Regions from separate parts of the Homo sapiens genome. Here region 2 is linked to region 1. A link is an interaction called in ENCODE POLR2A ChIA-PET data of the cell type or tissue named here. Cell type or tissue: MCF 10A. All regions are shown on one strand.

Evidence for each region. ChIA-PET counts read pairs that join two places held together with the same protein. Peaks named below come from ENCODE experiments on the same cell type or tissue, not always from the same donor. Only the 100,000 strongest peaks of a DNase experiment are listed, where the experiment ranks them.
Region 2: POLR2A ChIA-PET joins it to region 1 with 6 read pairs; 4 of 35 experiments call an interaction of 5 or more read pairs at or near these places.

Annotation. Positions count from the first base shown.
Region 1 is chr21:33,283,222-33,291,221 of GRCh38, reverse strand. IFNAR2-IL10RB (IFNAR2-IL10RB readthrough) reads right to left here. Exons shown (of 13, transcript NM_001414505.1): 11 at 7,981-8,000; 12 at 2,961-3,118. IL10RB (interleukin 10 receptor subunit beta) reads right to left here. Exons shown (of 7, transcript NM_000628.5): 5 at 7,981-8,000; 6 at 2,961-3,118. Among named protein-coding and RNA genes, the nearest start is that of IL10RB, 21 kb to the right of the region's middle. In MCF 10A, no CTCF peak of the experiment used is centred here; a DNase peak (open chromatin) is centred at 3,921.
Region 2 is chr21:33,390,358-33,398,357 of GRCh38, reverse strand. No RefSeq gene overlaps it. Among named protein-coding and RNA genes, the nearest start is that of IFNGR2, 9.1 kb to the left of the region's middle. In MCF 10A, no CTCF peak of the experiment used is centred here; DNase peaks (open chromatin) are centred at 1,247, 2,267 and 3,917.

The DNA of each region.
Region 1 (8,000 bases):
ATAGGGTTGCTGCAGAGGGGATCAGTTAAGTTAGAATGAGGGTATAGTGGAGCAGGGTGAGCCCTCCTCCCGTGACTGGTGTCTGTATAAAGGAGGGGCAATGTGGACACAGACACTCACATAGGGAGAAGGCTTGTGAAGATCAAGGCAGAGACTGGGTGATGCCTCTAGAAGCCAAGGAACGCCAAAGATCGCCAGCAACCCTCAGAAGTTAGGGTAGAGGCCTGGGACAGATCCTCCCTCACAGCCTCCAAGGAAACCATCCTAGTGACACCTTGATTTTGGACGTCTGGCCTCGAGAACCGTGAGAGAATCAATTCCCGTTGTTACAGCTGCGCAACGAGTGCTACTTTGCTACAGCAGCCCCGACAAACTAGTAGAGACGCCGTATCACATGGTGCCAGACCAATGGGCCCACTGACAGTGAAGGCGGGACCCCCCTGGTCGTATCCCACCCTGCACCACCCAGCAGCTGCCAGACTGGAAGAAGGACGGAGCGGCCTGTTGAAAGTGCAGGGGAGGCGCCAGCTTGGAGATGACACCTGGTGAGGGCAAGGCATTGTCCTCCAGCCCCTGGCATGCACCCAAGACCAACAATCATGTGGGGCTGTGTCCCCAGCAGGTGGAACACCTGCGTCAGGAAGCAAGCGCAGGGCAGGAGTGGCCCTGTTCACCCTCATCATGCCCAGTGACCTACTGGGGAAACCGCTGCTCCCTGGCCTTGTGATTTGAGGCTCTGTGGGTCTAGGGCAGGGCCAGCAAACAAAGGCCCACGGGGCAGATCCGGCCTACCACTTGTTTTTTCACATGGCTTTCGGATTTTTAAATGATTATATTTAAGTGGTTATATAAGTGACTACATAATTTTGATTTTTATTTCTTGCCAACAGAACCTCAAATATATATATATAAATTTTAAAATTTTTTAAATTTTGAGATGGAGTCTCGCTCTGTTGCTCAGGGTGGAGTGCAGTGGTGTGAGGGATCACTGCAACTTCCACCTCCCGAGTTCAAGCGATTCTCCTGCCTCAGTCTCCCGAGTAGCTGGGATTACAGGCATGCGCCAGCATGCCGGGTTAATTTTTGTATTTTTGTATTTTTTTTTTTTGAGACGGAGTCTCGCTCTGTTGCCCAGGTTAGAGTGCAGTGGCGCGATCTTGGCTCACTGCCAGCTCCGCCTCCCGGGTTCACGCCATTCTCCTGCCTCAGCCTCCCGAGGAGCTGGGACTACAGGCGCCCGCCACCACGCCTGGCTAATTTTTTGTATTTTTAGTAGAGACGGGGTTTCACCATGTTAGCCAGGATGGTCTCGATCTCCTGACCTTAGGTGATCCACCCACTTCAGCCTCCCAAAGTGCTAGGCTTACAGGCATAAGCCACTGTGCCTGGCCTTCTAAAATATTTTTTACCTGGCCCTTTAAGAAAAAGTTTGCTGACACCTGGTCTAGAAGGTTCCCAGAGTGGGAGCATTTCTACCAGGGGACATGAAACAAGGCCCGATAAACTTTAAGCCACCTCCTCAGGCCAAGAGACTGGCAGGCAAGAGAGAAGTCACCACTGTATCACAGTGGGTACCCGCCAGAGTCACTGGGCACCTCCTGGGACTCCCCTGCCCGATTTTGACAGCAAATTGACAAGTGCAGGGACAGGCCATTGCCTGAGATGGGCTTGGGGACCGGAGGCTCAGTGCTTTCTGGGATGAGGGCTGGGTCACCCAATCAGGTCAGCAGCCCCTACAGCACAGGCTCCTCCCGGGAGAGGAGAGCGGGCCCTCAGGGCAGCGGAGGAAGGAGCCAGCCCACAAGCATTCCTTTGTGGTCCCGACACCAGCAGCAGCGGTGGGGGCTGGAGTGCATTCCACTCATCTTCCTCCTGTAACCCTCCCCAGGAAACGAGATCAACTCAGATCCTGGAGGAGCTGCTTCCAGTAGATCCAAGTGGTCCCAGGGGTGACTGTAATGGAGGCTGTGGTGCCTTCAGGAATGAGGCACTCGTGCTCCTAGCTCCTGGCTGCTGCTGTCTCACCTCTCACCCTAGCTTAGGGCCCCTTCCTGGGAGTAGCCCACATCCAGCGCATGGCCAATGTGGAGTTCACACGCCCATCCCTCTTGCCTCAGCTTAGGACATCTCTAAAGGGCCACCCCAGCTCGAGAGGCCACATGGGATTGGCTGAGGCCTCTGTTGTGGCTGTGTGACAGCTCAACCTCTCTCTGCCACATCTGGCTACCTTCACTCCTTTAGGGTATTATTCCCAAGGATGTTCCCCATCAAGCCTTTTGAATACAAATCTCTATCTTAGAGTCTGCTTCCTGGGAAATGAGACCAAAGATAGTTCCTTTGGGTCCGGGCTTGGAATCTTTTCATTCTCTAGTGTCAGTGACTATCCAGAGTTTCATTTCTTAGGGCTTCTTCAGTCCTGTTATCATTAGTCAGGTGCATTGTTTCTTCTTCCTAACCCTTTTACAAATAGCCTTCCTAAAGTCCAGGAAACACTACCCAGAATTTCAATCGCTCTCGTATATTCCAAAACTGGAAATGTTCCTTTCTTTCCTCCCATTCTCTCCCTCTGGTGATTTCCTGGCATTTAGCCTCCAGTTTTCTCTTTCTTCCACACTGAGCTCTGTTTTTCCCCTCCTGCCCTAGAACCATCACCTTTGCTCCTCAGGGACCTGGGGCTTTGGGCAGTGAAGGCTGGAGAAGGAGCGATGCCCTAGGTGCAGAGAGGGATACTGGACAACCCCGCGCCCCTTTCCTCGGGGCTGTTCCTTCACCTGACATGGTTACAAGAGAATGGACCAGCACACAAGAGGCGTGTCTGTGTGTGTGTGTGTGTGTGTGTGCGCGCGCGCGTGTGTGTTTTCCTGGAAAACATGTTGTCTGGAATTGGGCAGCCCTAACTAGAAAGGAAAGCTCTTTCCGATCAAGGTTTTCAAATCCACATCTCACTCCATCCTACCTACCTCTTTCAGGTGCTGTGGAAGAGAATTCCTAGGGGAGAAGGCGTACTTTGTCTTCTTGTAAACGCACCACAGCAAGGCGAAGCAGCCGAGGAGTGCCAGGCAGACCATGAAGACCGAGGCCATGAGGATGACGGCCACCATCCAGGAGGGGACCGTTTCTGCCAGGGGTAATGGGCATGTTACATTCTTGTCACAGGTCGGGTCACAGTGATCCCAAGAGCATTTTAACCATCACAATCCCTGAAAACAGAGCCTGTACGTTTATCTTGGGGGACGTCTCAGAAACAGCAACTGGTTGGAGGACCCAGAGGTTTTTGAAGAGTTTCACCCTTTTCCTATCTTCTCCAAAGTTTGGTTTCTGGAATTATTGCTGACATACATCAAAAGAATAACAAGCAAGAATTCTGATCCACTGTACCTACTACTGGCAGTGTAGCAATGGGCCTCCCAGGTCTGGATATACCACTTCTGCCTTGACACAGCAAGTGATACTCCCCTGGACACCTGAGCCTGAGTTAAACACAGGCACCATCTCGTTCTATATTGAGAAAAACAGAAACTCTGCGTGAACAACTCTATCCAAACCCCTGCACTAAGCCAGGTGTGGTGGCTCACACCTGTAACCCCAGCACTTTGGGAGGCCGAGGTGGGAGGATCACTTGAGCCCAGGAGTTTGAGACCAGTCTGGGCAACATAGTGAGACCCCTTCTCTACAACAAAAAAAATTTTTTAAAAATTAGCTGGGTATGATGGCAGACACCTGTAGTCCCAGCAATTTGAAAGGCTGAGGTGGGAGGGTCGCTTGAGCCTGGGAGGTCGAGGCTGTGATAGTGAGCTATGATTGTACCACTGCACTCCAAACTGGGCGACAGAGTGAAACCCCGCCTCAAAAACCAAAACCAAAGCCAAAACAAACAAACCCCTGCACTAAGAGACTTGGCCAAACCCCAGCATAGCTTCTAGCAGGCCAAGGCCACACCCTTGAATTCCTGTCTGGAAAAACCCAAGGCTGCCTAAGGAACTTACCATTTGTTCTTCCCAGCCCCTGATGCGAGGCCTTGACCTCTCTTTCGGAGAGCATTTATTAAAAAGGGCTTATAGTGGTGAATCCTTCCTCTGTCCCTTTGAGACATGTATGTATCTCCCACAACGCAGGGATATTTTTCTCAATGATCTGCGAGCCATTCTTTTGAAATCATCAGGAAGTACAGGGCCTCTGTCTCCCTGTCTCTGTGGGAGGGTAGAAGCCTAGCCTTGATAAACACCGGTTCACAGACACAGAGGGCCTCACGGCACTGACCCATCCCCTTAGCTGATTTAAAATTTTTTTCACTTCCCTGATTCTGCTCAACTCCCCACGCATTCTTTCTTTCTACTCCCTCATTCTCCTTTTATTTATTTTCATTTTTGAGATAGAGTCTTGTTCTGTTGTCCAGGCTGGAGTACAGTAGTGCAAACACAGCTCACTGCAGCCTTGACTTCCAGGACTCAAGTGATCCTCCCACCTCAGCCTCCTGGGTAGCTGGGACGACAGGCATGTGTCACCATGCCCAGCTAATTTTTAAAATATTTTATAGAGATGGGGGTCCCACTATTTTGGCCAGGCTGGTCTCGAACTCCTGGGTTCAAGCGATCCTCCTGCCCCGGCCCTCGTTCTCCCTTTAAAACACCTCTGAGTAAATGGAACTCGGCCCTTTTCCCAACTCCAGTCATTACTGAATAAAATGTTTTGACTGCTTTAATTAGCGTCCTGCTTTGCTTATCTTTGACAGAGTCCAGGATGTCACCTGGGTTGCTCGTGGTCCCAGCTCCCCTTGTTCGGCTCCAGGTCCCTCCTCCAGCTGCCCTGGCCACCTGATTTCTCTGTGCCCATCCCCTGCCAACCAGCACCGCCCTCACGAGCACAGCATTTGGCTCTGAGAGGGGCCAAGAGAACAAACACTGCCCATGAAGATCATGTCGTTTTAAAGGGACACAGGGATCAAAGAGCCCTGACACAGCACATGACCCTGGAGCTACAGCAAGTGCAGTCACCTGCTGGCACGACATGGTGCTTGTCACAGTGCGTGGCTCACAGTGCACACTCCTTAAACGTCTGAGGGATGGAAGTGGCATCTGTATGAGGGAAGCGGCTGGAAGGACCTGAGCACTTGTGCCGCCCCCAACCCCATGGCCCTCGTTCTCTTGTGCTTTCATTCCCGCAGGCGGCCTCCCATCTCCCCAGCTCCTGTCCTTGCGGGTTTCAGCACTCCTTATCCCAGTTCTTGGTTCTTGTTTGTTTCATGCACCGGAGCCCAGAAGCGGTGCCGTCTGGCCCACACTTCCAGCATGTTCAGCTCAAACATGTGAGTCTGCTCTTGGTGATTCCAGGGTCATACGGCAGTGAGCTGGCTGGAGCGGCCCCCAGTCCACACCACAGCTGGACACGTGAGGTCTCCTTGGGATTTGACATCCCAGGTCTTGAGAAAGTTCCAGGCTCCTACTCATCCATCCATCCTTCCATTAATATTTCGGTAGTTCTCTAATTTGGCGCCCGGAGACTCATTCAAACAGGGATCCATGGGCCCCGCCCTGTTATTTTATTTTGGGTAATGAACCTCTGGGGCAGTGCTTGGGTCTCCTGGTGTCTCAAACTGGGGCATCTTAGCATCTTAAACAAGGACACATCTGGGTGATGGTGACATGATTCAAGGAATGCTTTTGTTACTCACCCCAGATGGAGAGTTCCACAGGGGGCAGGAGAGAGGACCCTGCTCTGCATAGGTTGTGAACTGTGGGAGAATCTACTAATCTACATCCTCCGTGTAAAGTTCTCTAACTTGTTTCAGATTCATCTGACCACACCATGAGGCAGACTACTCTTTCCTGTTTTATCCACAAGGACACGGTGCCTCAGTTTACCTATGGAATTAATCTATAGGTAGTAAGTTACAGGAAACATAACCTGGGCTTAGATGAATGAGCCTGTGTTCTGGTTGATCCTTTTCATTTACTAGCATTTGGGCAAGTTACTTAACCTCTCTGTTTTAGGCTGTTTTTGCACTGCTATAAAGAAATAACTAAAACTGGATGGCTGGGCATGGTGGCTCATACCTGTAACCCCAGCACTTTGGGAGGCTGAGGTGGGTGGATCACTTGAGGTCAGGAGTTCGAGACCAGCCTGGCCAATATGGCGAAACCCCACTCTCTACTAAAAATAAAAAAATTAGCTGGGTGTGGTGGTGGGCACTGTAATCCCAGCTATTCAGGAGGCTGAGGCAGTAGAATTGCTTGAACCCAGGAGGCGGAGGTTGTGCCAAGATCGAGCCACTGCACTCCAGCCTAGGCAACAGAGTGAGACTCCATCCAAAAAACAAATAAACAAATAACTAAAACTGGGTAATTTATAAAGAAAAGAGGATGAATTAGCTCATGAATCTGCAGGCTGTACAGGAAGCATAGCGGTATCTGTTTCTGGGGAAGCCTCTAGAAGCTCCCAATCATGGTGGAAAGCTAAGTGGGGGCAAGAGAGAGCAAGATGCCACATACTTTTAAACCGCCAGGTCTCTCAGGAAGTCACTCACTCTCGGGAGGACAGCACCAAGGGGATGGTGATAAGCCATTCATGAGAAATGGGCCCCCATGATCCCGTCACCTCCCACCAGGCGCCACCTCCAGCACTGGGGATTACATTTCAGCGTGAGATCTGGATGAGGGCAACATCCAAAGTGCATCACTCTCTGAACCTTCATGTTCTAGTTTGTAAAATGGGAGAAGATCCTTCTAATGCTCTCATTGAAAACTTGTGGGATTTAAATGGGATAGGTGTGTTTTAAGAAAAAATGAAAATGGTGTTTGATGAAAGCAGGTTTTCAATGGCTCATACCCTTTTGTTTTGTAAAATGTTTGGATTTTGTCAGTTCATGGGTGATTACTGGTATTTGCAAGCTATTTGAAATGTTTTCTTTTCTTTTTTTTTTTTTTTTGAGGCAGGGTCTCACTCTTATTGCTTAGGCTGGAGTGCAGTGGCATGACCTCAGCTCACTGCAGCCTCTGCCTCCTGGGTTCAAACGATTCTCCCACCTCAGCCTCCCAAGTAGCTGGGATTACAGGTGTGCGCCACCACACCTGGCTAAATTTTGCATTTTTGGTAGAGACAGGGTTTTGCCATTTTGGCCAGGCTGGTCTCAAACTCCTGACCTCAGGTGATCCGCCCGCCTCGGCCTCTCAAAGTGTTAGGATTACAGGCGTGAGCCACCACGTCCGGCAGACATGTTTTTCTTTTTGATCAAACTGCATGCCGCATGCCATGTTTCATCCTTCCATTGTCTGAGCTTGCTGAACCCTTCACCAACATCTTTAAATTATAGGAAGGCCTGCTGTTTGTATGCAGACACCTGGGCCTCAGTTTTCACCAACATGCAACTGCAATGTGTCTGCACATAAATATGCAGTGTTTAGGCCCATGGGAACCTTCTCTCTTTCCTTCTCCCGTTCCTTCCTCCAAGCTAGAAGTGATCCATATGGTGTGTGAAGGACTGTGTTGACATCCTGGATTCCTGCATATAAGGGGCCCTGAATCAGGCAGCACTGGCTGAGGACCGTGGTCAGATTTCCTGACACTTGCTTCCCATCACATGTCGGCAGTGGCTGGAGATGTGCCGCCTGGGGAGGAAAGACCTTTGGGGTATGTGACAGGGCTTGAGCTCTGCTGGTGGTCTTGGGAGGACTGATGAGCCTTGCTTTAGGGAGCCTGGGATGGTAGAATAAGTACTGCCAAGGGGGGCTCATGGAGGCAGACCTCGCTCCACCAGACAGAAAAGGTTTCTAGCAACTCCTTTGATCTAAGAGTGAATGAGCTGCCTCAGAAGCGGGTGTGGTCTCCTTCCTAGCATGAAGCTGAGCAGTCAGGGCTGAGAGATAATGTCAGGGCGATAGATTTCTGAACTGAGCTGGAATTTGAGTTGGATGCAATCATGTCTAGGGCAGGTGTCTATAAAGCTGTTTAGGATGCTTAGCGGAGGTGCATCTCAGGGCTTACCGTCATGGGTTGTTTGCTCA
Region 2 (8,000 bases), 110 kb before region 1:
ACCTGTTTGCGCCTCTCCCTGCCTTCATCTACAACGCCTCCCCCAACCCCCACTCCTGCCATACCCACAGTCCAAATTCTACAACTTCTGGACTCCATTTCCTGAGAACTCTGTTGCCTTCTCTGACTACCATCTTCCACTGTTTGCTGCCATTTTGTGTCATCGTTGGTGTCCGTGGGGATTGACATAGCCAAAGGCAGGGCCGCTGACACCTGTGAGTGGGTAGGTGAGTGTCTTCCCTGGATTCAACAGAGCTGTAAGAGGTCCGAGCTCAAAGTAGGCCTTGATCATTACCAAGTGGGGCCCTGATATGTGACTTGGTGCCCCCTTGTTTCAAGAAATTCCAGGATCAAGGTCAGAGGAATTGGCATGTTAGCGAAAGGATGAATTCCCTTAGGTCTCCGGTGATGGGCTGGGTTTTTCTTGCTGTTTGTCATGGGCCACAGCCCCCTCCTTTCACCAGCCTACACTTGTTGCATTTCTACTTCCCCAGTGGGGCCATCATAAAACATCATTCCAGTAATGCCAAGTCTTCTCTAGTCTTTTGCCTCCTGTCTGGGACCCTCACAAGAGTAACTATTACACATACAGCATTCTATATTTAATTCCTCCTGAAAACAGGGAATGAATGATATCCTGATTTTTTTTTTTTTTTTTGAGACAGAGTCTTGCTCTGTCACCCAGGCTGGAGTGCAGTGGCACAATCTCGGCTCATTACAACCTCCGCCTCCTAGATTCAAGTGATTCTCGTGTCTCAGCTTCCCGAGTAGCTGGGATTACAGGCGCCCACCACCATGCCTGGCTAATTTTTGTATTTTTAGTAGAGACGGGGTTTCACCATGTTGGCCAAACTGGTCTTGAACCCTTAGCCTCATGTGATGTGCCCGCCTCAGCCTCCCAAAGTGCTGGGATTACAGGCGTGAGCCACTGCGCCCGGCCGATATCCTGAAATTTGTCAGGGAGAAGAGACAACAGGCAGAGAAAAGAAAATCTTCCAGTTCCTTTTTAACTCCTTGAAAAACAGGAGACTCCTACACTTTTTAAGTATACGAAGCTTTAATATTCCTGACTTTGGTATGTAGGAAAAGCACCCACAACCCCAGGGCCACAGCCCAGGGCCTGGGAAGCTGCCAGTAATAACTAGAAGGCCCAGGCCTGAGATTTTTTTTTTCATGAGTTCTCAGGACAGGACTTGTGTAACGAATCCTCTTGGGTTTTGTAATTCAGAAAAACTCAAACCAATCCCCATTTCCTGGAAGGATTAAGAGCCTATCATTTTTTCTGTGTGTTTAAATTTGCTCGCCGACTGGGTGCGGTGGCTCACTCCTGTAATCCCAGTGCTTTGAGAGGCTGAGGCAGGAAGAATCCCTTAAGCCCAGGAGTTGGAGACCAGCCTGGGCAACACAGCAAGACCTCGTCTCTACAAAAAATTTTTAAAAATAAAAATTAGCTGGGAATGGTGGCCTATGCCTATAATCCCAGCTGCTCAGGAGGCTGATATGGGAGGATTGCTTGAGCCGAAGAGTTCAAAGCTGCAGTGAGCTATGGTCGCTCCGCTGTACTTTAGCCTGGGTGATAGAGCAGACTCTGTCTCAATAATAATAATAATAATTTTGCACTCTGGGATCCTGCAGACTTCCAGGAAAAACCTGGCAGCTTGGGCATGAGTAGGAGCAGTTTATTAACCAAGGGCTCATGCTAGGTAGCAGCTGCTGGAAGGCAGTGGTCCACAACCTTTTTGGCACCAGGGACCAGTTTCGTGGAAGACAATTTTTCCAAGGACCAGGCGGGGGGTGGGGGGCGGGGGAGCAGAGAGGAATGGTTTCGGGATGATTCAAACACATTCCATTTATTGTGCACTTTATTTCTATAATTATTACTTTATAATATATAATGAAATAATTATACAACTCACCATAATGTAGAATCAGTGGGAGCCCTGAGCTTGTTTTCCTGGAACTAGGCGGTCCCTTCTGGGGGTGATGGGAGACAGTGACAGATCATCTGTCACTAGATTCTAATGAGGAGTGTGTGACCTAGATCCCCTGCGTGTGCAGTTCACAATAGGGTTCACGCTCCTATGAGAAGCTAGTGCCTCTGCTGATCTGACAGGAGGCAGAGCTCAGGGGCGAGCAATGGGGAGCGGCTGTAAACACAGATGAAGCTTTGCTTGTAGCTCAACCCTGTTCATGAGCAGTGGTTGGGGACCCCTTCTGTAAGCCACAGCCAGGAGGAGGCCCATGGGGCATCTGATGAGTCACTACAAGGCTGTGGGCAAACTGGGAGCTATGCCCATATCCTCTAATAAGAAGAGGTACCATTTATTGACCTCCTGCCCTGTGCTGTATATATCGCTCTGCCAACCCTCATAACACATCTATGAGGTAAGGGTAATGGCCATTTATCTTGATTTCTGACTGTCCAGAATCTTTGGAACGCTCTTGCTGTACTGGGAGGATTTTCAGTCTTGTGAGTATTTACTGCTTCCAGAAAATTCAAATTCCCAACCTCCCTTGCAGCCATGCTTTCCAGCCTGTGTCAACCCCACCTTCTGTGGGAGCCTCCTTCCGCTATACACCTTCACTGGACCCAGAATCATGCACGATTTCACCTGAAAGAATCACCTGGAGCTCCCTACACACCCCCAACTCCTTGACAATTTTTCATGAGGGACATCAGTTCCATATAACCCAAAGAATCTAATGTCACATATTCTGAAAGTGAAAAACAGTTGTTATTCTTACTCTCTTTCTTTGCAAACATACATATGAATACCCTTTCAGATACTCTTTACCTTGTTTATTGTGACTCTCTTTGCTTTCAAAAAATACATTTGAATCTTTTTTCCAAACATGTATTTTGATTTGATTACTGTTACTTTTCGGGTTTGGAAAGTGTGTACTTGAACCTCTTGTAAATCTTGTATTCTCTGAGTTTGTTCACCTTCAAGAGCATGACTTCCTCGTGTGTGTGTGTGTGTATGCATGTGTATACGTGTCTTGGGAAGGGCTTGGTCTTTGGCTATGCCAATATGTAAAAAAAGAGCCCATAGGCCGAGCGCAGTGGCTCACACCTGTAATCCCAGCACTTTGGAGGGCCGAGGCAGTGGATCTCACGAGTTTGAGACCAGCTGGCTAACACGGTGAAACTCTGTCTCTATTAAAAGTACAAAAATTAGTCGGGTGTGGTGGTCCATGCCTGTAATCCTAGCTACTCGGGAGGCTGTGGGAGGATTGCTTGAAGCCGTGAGGCAGAGGTTGCAGAATCATGCCACTGCACTCCAGCCTGAGCAACAGAGCGAGACTCTGTCTCAAAATACATAAATTAAATAAATAAATACATAATTTTTTTAAAAGAGCCCATAAAACAGAGATGTGAGAAACAGAAGTGAAGATGTCACCGGCTTCTGCCTGATGGGTGCTCATTTTATGTAGATTGTTAAGGAAATAGCAACAGTCACTATCTCAAAAACACCTGTGCTGGGCCGGGCAAGGTGGCTCACGCCTGTAATCCCAGCACTTTGGGAGGCCCAGGCGGGCTGATCACGAGGTCAGGAGATCGAGACCATCTTGGCTATCACGGTGAAACCCGTCTGTACTAAATATACAAAAAATTAGCCGGGCGCGGTGGCGGGCGCCTGTAGTCCCAGCTACTCAGGAGGCTGAGGCAGGAGAATGGCGTGAACCCGGGAGGCGGAGGTTGCAGTGAGCCGAGATAGCGCCACTGCAGTCCAGCCTGGGCGACAAAGCAAGACTCCGTTTCAAAAAAAAAAAAAAAACACCTGTGCTTGCCTTGCCACAGCAGAACCACACCGTAGGAATCAGTCTCAGTGAATCCAGTCCCGGTTTTGCAACCATACAGAAGTTGCCAGTCAGCGTTTCTGGTGACAGAACCACATTGCCACACTGAAGGGGTGCAATACTAGCCACAAATGAAGAAACTCGATGTTTTCACTTTCTTAGGAAGCCTGCCTGGGAGCACATGGGTGGCTTCCAAGGGGTTTTGAAATGCTGGGGCCACACTAAGGGACTTCACCCTTCCATGTAGGACTCTCAAGATGCAGGGAACCAGGCTGAGGATGCCCAGCTCAGAGATGGGTGGGCCAGTCTCTTTTGCCAGTGCACCCCATGGAGGTCTGGCCGGGCCCCCAGTTCTTGGAAGCTGGATTCGTTTCCTATGGCTGCGGTAATGCATCCCCCCAAACTTAGTGGCTTAAAACAAAAATTCATTCTCTTATAGTTTTAGAGGTCAGAAATCCCAAATGGGGCTGGGTGCTCATGCCTGTAATCCCAGCACTTTGGGAGGCTGCGATGAGAGGATCACTTGAGTCTAGGAGTTGAGAACAGCCTGGGCAACACAGCAAGACTCTGTCTCTACAAAAAATAAAACATTAGCCAGGCGTGGTGGTGGGCACCTGTAGAGGACTACTCAAGAGGCTGAGTTGGGAGGATCACTTGAGCCCAGGAGTTTGAGGCTGCAGTGAGCTATGATTGCACCACTGCATTCCAGCCTGGGTGACAGAGTGAGACCCTGTCTATAAAAAAGGAAGGGACATCAGTTCCATATAACCCAAAGCCTGGGTAACAGAATGAGACCCTATCTATAAAAAAGAATAGGAAAAGAAAGGGAGGGTGGTGGTGCATGCCTGTAGTCCCAGCTACTAGGGAGCCTGAGATAGGAGGATCTCTTGAATCCAGGAGGCAGAGATTGCAGTGAGCCGAGATGGTGCCACTGCACTGCAGCCTGGGCAACAGAGTGAGACTTTGTTTCAAAAAAAAAAAAAAAAAAGGAAGGAAGAAAGAGAGAAACCCAAAATGGATTGGCAAGGCTGTGGTCCTTCCAGAGGCTCTGGGGAGAATCAGTTCCTTGCCCTTTGCAGCTTCTAGTAAGGCTGCCACATTCCTTTTTTCTTTTTTTGAGACGGAGTCTCACTCTGTTCTCCTGGCTGCAGTGCAATGGTGTGATCTGGGGTCACTGCAAACTCCGCCTCCTGGGTTCAAGCGATTCTCGTGCCTCAGCCCCCTGAGTAGCTGGGATTAGAGGCACATGCCACCAGGCCTGGCTATTTTTTTTTTTTTTTTTTTTGTATTTTTAGTAGAGATGGGGTTTTGCCATTTTGGCCAGGCTGGTCTTGAACTCCTGACCTCAGGTGATACGCCCGCCTTGGCCCCCCAAAGTGCTGGGATTACAGGCGTGCGCCACTGCGCCCGGCTGCATTCCTTAACTCATGCTCCCTGCTTCCATCTTCAAGCCATCTTCAAACCACCCTAATCTCTGCTTCCATCCCCACCCCTCCTCCACGGACCCTCCTGCCTGCCTCTTCCCCATGCAAGGACTGTTGTGATGACATTGGGCTCACCCAATAATCTAGGATCATCTTTCCGTCTCGAGACCCTTCGCTTAGTCACATCTGCCAACTCCCCTTTATCATGGAAGGTAACATATTCGCAAATGTTGGGGGTTAGGTTGTGGACATCTCTGGGGGTCATTATTCAGCCTACCATAGGGGCTACACAGAATGACACTGGACAGATAGGTGGCAGCTCTCAGCGTCTGGACCTTGGACTCTTTGCCCCACTTCCATTTTGGCCTGTCCCCTTCACCCCTGCCCAGCGTGAGTGCGTGTGCATACACACACACACACACACACACACACCCCCAACCCCCCCTCCCAACACACACCCAGAGCCTGGCAGCCCTAGGCTGCCACCACGCCAGCATTCCCCTCCTCTCAAAATCTGCCGGCCTGTGGCCCTTATAGGGCTACATTTCCTGGGGCTGGTTCTTGTCCTTTTCTTGTTAAATTCAGTGTAGTGTTCAATTAGCTTAGGCAAAGCCTGCCTTCAGCTAAGGAGGAGGTAGAGAGATTAAAATTGCTTTCCGGGGCTGGGATTCAGGGCAAGTGAGGGTGGAAGGGAGTTGCTGCGCTTCTTGAATAATCTATCCAAATCCATTTATGGACAAGACTACAATTTTCTGGTTGTGAAAAGGTAACAGTGGGGACCTGGCCTGGGCAGTGTGGACAGTTAGTTCTACAGGAGGGAGGGAGAGGTTACTGGGACAGCAGGGTTCTTTATTTAACTCCTTCCTCTCCACAAGCAGTTCTTTCTGGGAACACATTCCCCTCGCAGAGGCTCATGCCAGGACTAAAGCTTCCAGGGCAAGCTGGTGTGTGGTCTAAGGATCCAAGTCTTCTGGGGGCCAGGCGTGGTGGCTCATACCTGTAATCCCAGCACTTTGGGAGGCCAAGATGGGCGGCTCACTTGAGGTCAGGAGTTCGAGACCAGCCTGGCCAATATGGTGAAACCCTGTCTCTACTAAAAATACAAAAACTAGCCAGGCATGGTGGTGGGCACCTGTAATCCCAGCTACTCGGTAGGCTGGGGCAGGAGAATCGATTGAATCCAGGAGGCGGAGGTTGCAGCGAGCTGAGATCGTGCCACTGCACACCAGCTTGGGCAACAGAGTGACACTCCATCTCAAAAAAAAAAAAGAAAAAAAAGAGAAGGGCAGTTTACAGGCACACACGTTTTGCTTTCAGTCTGACTTCTGCTATGGACAATGGCTATTTTTGCTTTTGTTAGGATTTGTACCTCTGTGGGGGCCCTTAGTATATGGACTAACTTAAAATGAAATTTTAATTGAGTTGGAACTTGTAAACTTAAATACACAAGTTTTTTGTTTGTTTGTTTGTTTTTGCTTTTAAAGACAGGATCTCTGTTGCCCAGGCCAGAGTGCAGTGGCACAATCATATTTCACCGCAGCCTGGAACTCCTGGGGTCAAGCCATCCTCCTGTCTCAGCCTCGTGAGTAGCTGGGACTACGAATACGTGCCGCCACATGAGCTAATTTAAAAAAAAATTCTTTTAAAGATGGAGTCGTAGTATGTCGCCCAGGCTGGTCTCGAACTCCTGGCTTCACGTGATCCTCCCACTTCAGCCTCCCAAAGTGCTGGGATTACAGGCGTTAGCCACCACACCCAGCCCATAAATTTTTCTAACTTTTTTGTTGCTGTTGTCTTTATAATAGTAGTACTTGGGCCAGGCGTGGTGGCTCACGCCTGTAGTCCCAGCACTTTGGGAGGCTGAGGTGGGCAGATCACTTGAGGTCAGGAGCTCAAGACCAGCCTGGCCAACACAGTGAAACCCCGTCTCTACTAAAAATACAAAAATTAGCTGGGCATGGTGGCACACACCTGTAATCCCAGTTACTCAGGAAGCTGAGACAGGAGAATCACTTGAACCTAGGGTGGAGGTTGCAGTGAGCCAAGATGGCGCCACTGCACTCCAGCCTGGGTGACAGAGCGAGACTCCGTCTCAGGAAAAAATAAAACAAAAAGTAGTACTTGTTCATTGTCAAGGAACTATAAAATACAGAAAAGTATAAAGAAGAAAAAACAATTCCTCCATAATCTTACAATACAGAAATGGCCAAAATTCATATCCTGAAACTCCTCAATTTTTAAGCACCAGCAAAACGGCCAGAAGGCAGCATTATTTCACCCTTTCTGAGAAGTGTGTAGAAACCACACACAGGACAGGAGAGGAAGGAACCTTTTGCTTCTCCTGTGTTTCCAGATTGTATGAAAATCAGGTTGCCTATAGTTTCAGGACATTCTCTACAGGTACAGTCTTGACTTTGCAAAGCCCTGAACACGTCTTGACCAGTGATAAGAGGAGATGCCGAATGCCTCACATTCACTGTCAGCAGCCCTCAAGCTTCAGCCTTCCTTGGCCAGCTCCCGGGTATAGTGACTTCCCAGTACAGTCATGGGCACTGGGCGTAAGCCATTATGTAGAGATTATGCTACATTTTGTGAGTGTTAAATACATCGTTAATGTAATGTCCTTTCTTTTGCAGAATCTTAAACTATTGTCACTGTGAACTTTCTTTTTATCTTGGAAACCTCAAACATCATAGTGTGTGACTTCTAGTGTATCCATACAAAACAGATCCAAGCAAAGCAAACACGAATTCATGTGGGTACCTTTGTGGATGAG